2 separate regions of the Homo sapiens genome follow, and region 1 is linked to region 2. The links are chromatin contacts, found by Hi-C or POLR2A ChIA-PET in ENCODE. All regions are on one chromosome and are shown on one strand. The core of a region is the stretch at or near the end of the contact, and the rest is flanking DNA. Distances in the headings are between cores, read along the strand shown.

The links. Hi-C counts contacts between places; a loop is a spot of excess contacts on that map. ChIA-PET counts read pairs that join two places held with the same protein, here RNA polymerase II (POLR2A). Pooled maps may share reads with other maps.
Region 1: a loop to region 2 is called in a map of CD8-positive, alpha-beta T cell, with 5 times the contacts of the local background. The contact joins the promoter of DDX39B here to the promoter of HCG17 in region 2. A Hi-C loop is called at or near these places in 1 of 168 maps with a recorded cell type or tissue (CD8-positive, alpha-beta T cell) and 9 of 50 pooled maps. POLR2A ChIA-PET finds 5 or more read pairs at or near these places in 1 of 52 experiments (CD4-positive, alpha-beta T cell).

Annotation. Positions count from the first base shown.
Region 1 is chr6:31,540,753-31,543,992 of GRCh38, forward strand. It overlaps DDX39B (DExD-box helicase 39B), which reads right to left and starts at 1,251. Exons shown (of 11, transcript NM_004640.7): 1 at 1,198-1,251. It overlaps ATP6V1G2-DDX39B (ATP6V1G2-DDX39B readthrough (NMD candidate)), which reads right to left. Exons shown (of 13, transcript NR_037853.1): 3 at 1,198-1,396. It overlaps SNORD84 (small nucleolar RNA, C/D box 84), which reads right to left and starts at 426; the gene lies at 349-426. It overlaps DDX39B-AS1 (DDX39B antisense RNA 1), which reads left to right and starts at 1,552. Exons shown (of 2, transcript NR_133675.1): 1 at 1,552-1,644; 2 at 1,957-2,386. RefSeq lists enhancers at 681-1,880, 758-1,679 and a silencer at 993-1,908.
Region 2 is chr6:30,324,588-30,327,760 of GRCh38, forward strand. HCG17 (HLA complex group 17) reads right to left here and starts at 1,547. Exons shown (of 5, transcript NR_052012.1): 1 at 1,422-1,547. It overlaps TRIM39 (tripartite motif containing 39), which reads left to right and starts at 2,340. Exons shown (of 8, transcript NM_001369521.2): 1 at 2,340-2,408. It overlaps HCG18 (HLA complex group 18), which reads right to left and starts at 2,569. Exons shown (of 3, transcript NR_102327.1): 1 at 1,564-2,569. RefSeq lists an enhancer at 376-1,019.

The DNA of each region.
Region 1 (3,240 bases), core at 1-2,500, 1.2 Mb after region 2:
CCAGGAAACTTTTACCTGGAAAGAAAAACAGATACAAAACATAAAAACGAAAAGCAAATATAACAGAACAGAAAAAGCAGTACCAGGGAAAGTGGTTAGGACAGAGGTTCCCAACAAGATTAGCAATCACAGTAGCGGAAACCAGAAAAGTTGGAAGGGGAAGACCAACTTATAAATTCTTGATCTGAAAGTAACAGTGAGGAAATAGAATAGATAATAAAAGGTAAAATACGACTAATAACTTAGTAAAGTGGAAAATGGAGATGACAAGTAGAGTCCTGAAAAGTCCTCAAAGGAAGACTCCGCTTTCCCTATTATAATCCCACCGTTATGGATGCCTAACTCAGCAGCCATCAGTCAAGGGTGATAGATGAGGGTCATCACTGCGCAAAGCGCTCACCTTTCGAAAAGAAAACATCATATGGCCGCCGTCCACCTCCCATAGCTCTCAGCCTCCCACTTCTCAGTATCCTCCCTTCCGCTGTTTAAGCAAGCCTTGTGTAATTAGCATGGGGGGGAGGGGCGGTGCAAGACAAATGGCTCGGCCACAAAAAAACAAAATTCATGTCTCCACCCTACAATAAGAAAGCTAATAGGTGACAGAGAAAGGCAATCCCCGCCCAGGCTTTAACAGGATCTTTACCAAGTGGTCTCACATCACTGTTACGCTACGAAGGTGAGACTCCTTTTGGAGAAACATACAATGACACCAATCGTATCGTAAACACTTGGAAGGCACTCCAAATTAAGTTGGGCAAGTCAAGGTGAGAAAAATCCAACTGGGCCCAGAAACCAGCTCCTCCTCCCAGTCCCACCGAGGGCCGAGAAAGAGCTCAAGAAAGGACAAGGAAGGTGAGAAGAGCCCCGCCCTCCGCAAATACCAAGACCAAGGGACGCCGAGCGCCGCCTCTCATTGATGCTGAGGCCTCCAATATGAGAAGAACCCATTGGAAGAAGGGAGCAAAACGAACACAATGGCGCCGAGGACACCATCTTGGATTGGGTCCCCCCTTAGCTTCCCTTCCTTCCCCCAGGAGCTCTTTGCTCTCGAAAGGGATGCAAGCTAAGGAAATAGCGAACCAACTAGGCCCCAGCGACCAGACCATCGCCTGTGAAAAGGGTATCAGGAACCCATGTGACGGGATGGGTGCGGAGAAGCGCAGATGGAAACGGATTGTAGCGAAGGCCAAAGCTTACCTAAACAGGGAGAGCGCGTATGGCGGCAGCAACAGCGACGAAGGAGGGAAATCTGCCTTCACTTCCGGTTGCAGGCTTCCCTCTACTCCAGCCTCCCGCCTTCTTGGCTGCAAGAGCGCAGGCGCAAGGGACCGGAAACAGGGCCTTCCGCGGTTATACAGATCCGTGCGCTCCAGGCTTGCCTTTGGAAAATGCCTGTCTGAAATTTGTTTTAAAACCGTTTCTAACTTCACTGCTACCGCCAGTAACAAAAGATATAAAGGAAACTAACGTCTCCCCCCCACTGTTATCTTTATTCTCTTATCCTACTCCTCTCCATGCCCCTCATCTCTTCGTTTAGGTTTTTGCCACGCAGGTCTTCTCTGTAGGCACCCCTCCATGGATGCGCGAGGAACGAGTGTGGCGAAGGCTGCGAGTTCCCACGGGGTCCTTGGCCCGGTAGTGAAGGTGACCTGAGGACTGCTGGGCACGCACTAGGAACCGGCAGGCCCTAGCTGAGGGGAGGGAGGAGGGAAGTCTCAGGGAACTGGATTGCTCGGGGGTGTTTCCCGACTCTTTCCCAGTCGTGGGGCTGGTGGGCGGTATTTTCCCAAAAGGATGCTGTCCGAGGTAGCTGATGCCCTAGGGCCAGTGAGTCAGGAAGGTGTTCTGAATCCGAGCGGGAAGACGGGGTCTGGATTCGGCCCCAAGTGTTAATAGTAGGGCTTGAGGGTTATACTACATTCCATTAATACTGTTTTTGTTTTTGTTTTGAGACAGAGTCTCGCCCTGTCGCCCAGGCGGGAGTGCAATGTCCTGATCTCGGCTCACTGCAACCGCTGCTTCCCGGGTTCAAGCGATTCTCCTGCCTCAGCCTCCCGAGTAGCTAGGATTACAGGCGCCCGCCACCACGCCCAGCAAATTTTTGTTTTTTTAGTAGAGACGGGGCTTCACCCATGTATGACCTCAGGTGATCCACCCACTTCGGCCTCCCAGAGTGCTGGGATTACAGGCGTGAGCCACCGCGCCCGGCCCATTAATACTGTTAATTCGAGCAGAATGTTCTTGGCCCCGCCCCAACAGCCCCATTGTTCAACCTGGATTTTTTTCCTGAATGAAACATTTGCTATCCCCGTCTTTGAGATGGGGAGCTACAAAAGTAAGACCTGATGTCCTGCTGTGTAATAAAACAACAAACGTTTGGCCCTCTCCCTGTTAACATACTTAATCATTTAATACTAAGGAGTAGGTACCGTTATTCTCATCTTATTGACAGAAGCGAAGCAAAGCAACATATCTCAAGCAGTACGGCTGGTGAGGTTACAGCCAGGATGCAAACATCTCTCATTCTCTATTGTATTCTGCCTCCCTGCTCAAAGAATCTGGTTAGTAAATACACTGCAGGTTACCTTATTGGTTCAAATTCTTGGTGAAGTAAGCTTGTCTTCAGTGACAAATGAAGTAACTAATTCAAGAATGGTGTCATAGAAGGTATTTTCCCAAGTATCATTTAATTTATTCAAAAGTATTTATCAACTGCCTCCCTTGTGCCACATGTTGTCCTAGGATCTGGGGACACAACGGTGAACAGCCCTGTTCTCACAGTGTTTACATTACAGGAAAGAAAACACATAAACACAAATATAATGTCAAGTATCGATAAGTGGTCAGGGTGCAGTGGCTCAGGCCTGTAACCCAACCCTTGAGGAAGCCGAGCCCGAAGGATTGCTTGAGCCCAGGAGTTTCAGACCAGCCTGGGCAAGTGAGACCCCATCTCTACAAAAAATTTTAAAATTAGCAAGGCATAGTGGCACTCGCCCGTAATCCCAGCTACTCAGGAGGCTGAAGTGGGAGGATCATTTGAGTCCAGGGGGTCAAGGCTGCCGTGAGCTGGAACTCCAGCCTGGGCAACACAGCAGGACCTTGTCTCAAAAAACCAGTAGCAGTAAGTGCTATGAAGAAAATGCAAGGTAAAGGGGCAAAGAGCACTTGCTCCTACACTCCAGCTTTTCTCTACAGTTGCGATCTATAGTCCTCAGATTCCCAAATGAGGAACCATGTTTC
Region 2 (3,173 bases), core at 297-2,796:
AGTATTTAATGACACTTGAAAATGTTATTAAATTCAAATTTTAGCATCCATAATAAAGTTTCATTGACACACAGCCATGCTCATTTAGCTTTTGTTTGTTTTTGGAGACAGAGTCTCGCTCTGTCGCCCAGGCTGGAGTGCAGTGGCGAGATCTCGGCTCACTGCAACCTCTGCCTCCTGCTTTCAAGCCATTCTCCTGCCTCCGCCTTCCAGGTAGCTGGGATTACAGGTGCGCGCCACACGCGCCACACGCCCGGCTAATTTTTGTCTCTACTAAAAAGTAGAGACAGGGTTTCGCTATGTTGGCCAGGCTGGTCTCAAACTCCTGACCTCAGGTGATCCACCCGCCTCGGCCTCCCAAAGTGATAGGATTACAGGCGTGAGCCACCGCGCCCAGCCTTCATTTAGTACTGTCTAATGATGTTTTCATACTGCAAGGAGAAAGCTGAGTATGGACCACAAGGCCAAAAAGATGTCCTCTCTGGCTCTCTACAGCAAAGATTTGCCAAGCCCTGTTATATGTCATACTACTTGCGCTTCATAATTTTATAGTTTTACCTAGACAGTCTCCCTTTTTTCCTTCCATATTCAGCATAAAATCCCCTTAATATCAGTCTCTAGGCAAGCACATTCTTCACAGTCCTTAGAACTGGACCTCCTCTTGTTAATTTCCTTAGTCTAATCACATTCCTCCTGGTTATCTACAAACAGAAAGCCAGAAAGGAGGGCTATCAACATCTTAAGCGCCACAAATTAACAAATCAAAACCAAATCTCTCTCTCCCTCCGAAGCCACGGCTAAGGAGGCTCACTGCCCAGTTAGTGGCTTTCAAACTACCCTTACAAGTGAGACATCTTGTGAATTAGAACAAGTGCTGCTGCTAAAATCCCTAACGGCTACATAGCAATGTGAAAAAAGGTATCAAATGTAATTTTCTCAAATTTAATCTTCTTCAATTCTTGGCACAAAAAAAGGAACAGTAAAGGTAGACAACTGTAATTAGCATGTGTGATCCCAAATCTTTATACCTTAGATACTGGATTATATTTTCAGCAAGTAAATAGTTTCTGGCTCCCAAGATGAGAGGTTAAATAATGCAGGGTGTTTGTAAACAGCAGCACAATTTACACCGGAAATTAGGGCCCTTTCTCACCGAGGAGAGTACAGCAAAATCTGCTCATCTCTTTCAATGAATATTCTCCATGACTAGTGCTGGCGGCGGGGAGGCGGAGCAAGCTATCTTTTCTACCAGCCGTGTCACACCCCTCCTAGCACTAACCCCTCCTCCTCAGCCTTTTCACACCTCTACCCACTACTAGCCCCTCCCCAGCCCCATCACCTCTTCCCGGGCCCCTCACACCTCTCCCAGCATACTCTTCCCCAGCCTCATCACCTCACCCACTTCCTCCAAAATCACTGACCTGCTAAGCTTCCAGCAGCAGGCGGGCAAAGCAGGGAGGCTGTAATGCAAAAGTCCGCAGTCCCTACACAAACACTATCTGCTCCTGCGGAGAAACTCAAGTCACAGCCCCAGAAGTGGAAAGAACAGGCCTTGGCTCTCACCCAGTTAACAAGCGTTTATCCAGCGCACGTGTTGCGGTCGGACCCCATGCGAAGGAGCTAAGGACACAAAGGTGAGCAGCAGAGACGCGGTTCCAGCTCTCCCCCGGCTCCCACTCCAGCGGGATAGGTAGATAATTTCGGTAAATTTCGCCAAGCAGGGGCAGGACAAAGAGTATTTGAAGTCTACCGCGGGGAGAACTTACCTAATCCTTGAATGTTAAAAGGCTAAAAACTCCACTAGTCGGAAGTGACGTGCCAGCTTAGCCCCGCAGGTCCGCCACGTAATTGGCCGCCGCCACAGCTAGCCACCCTCTCCCCAGACTGGCCCGAAGAGAGGAAAAGTGTGGAAGTCCACAAGCCGCCCCCGCCCCGCCCTCTTCGTCGACTTTCAGCTGCACCGGGAGGCGGCGGCGCCTGGCCAGAGCCGGGGCCTGGAGCCTGGACTAGACAGCCTCGCCGGCCGGGGCGCCAGTCCAGCGCCCTGCGGGCAATGGGCTTCAGCGCTCGAGCACGCGCATGCGCGGGCCTGTATCTCCAGAGGATTCCTCGGGTCACCTGGACGCCAGCATCTCAGCCACCTGCCCCTCTGGGTCCCTTCTTGCCCTTGATTCCCCCTGCTGCTTCTCATCGCCAGCCCTCCTCCTCCTTCTTCCGCAGGCACCGCTAGACCCGGCCGCGGCCGCCCGCCGACACCCCAGCTTCCACTGACACGAGCCTCGGCGCGGCTTCCGCTTCCGGCGAGTATTGTGTGTCGCGCCGCGGGGCGGGGGCGAGGGGAGGAGGAAGGAGGGAGGCAGCGCTCCGGCGGCTCCGCGCCCCGCACTCCCGGACCCGAAGCCGGGAAGGTAGGTGCTGTCCCGCCGCCGCGCCCGAGCCTGGGGCCTGCGCTCGCCGGCCGGCTCCGCAAGCCGCGTCCCAGCGCCCCGCGACTGCGTCACCGGCCCCCCGCACGTAACCACAGCTGCCTCCGCCCGCCTCGGGCCCGGGCGGACGTTTTGCCGCCCCGGCGACGTCAGCGCGTCCGGCGTTGCTTGGCTACCCCGCCGTTCCCCCGTCCCGCTGCTGCTCACCTCCCCGGGTGAAACTCTGACGCAGTCACCGCGGGTCTCGGCAGCGTCATAGCGGCGGGCATCCCATCTGCACGTCACACCTCTTTCTCACCTGGACACGCATCCCTTCCTACCCTGCCAGCCACGACGTTTCCTCTTTCCCCTCTCCAATGCCCCAGCCCCAGATCTGGCGGAAGAAGATGGAGAACGGGGGTGGGACAGAGTTGTGGACAACCTCTCAGGAGAGGGTCGCAAGGTGGGACCCTGAACAGTGGTAGAAACAAAATGAGATTGTCCCTGAAGTTTGCCCTTCAGCTGAGACACAAGGAGTAGAGGAAGAGGAAGGACTAACGCAGAGGCACTCAAGGTCTCACTATGACTGTAGTTGAGAGTCCTCTCCCTTCTTCCCTAACCCTTTCCCCATTTCTCTCACCACTTCTTTGCCAGTCTAGATCCGTCCTGGTGCCTTACTGTGCATACAGTTCTACTCGTCTCAGGTGAGGAGGCCACTTAATTTGTAAAAGACTGAGGAAGGGGTAGGATCACCACAAGTCAAAGTTG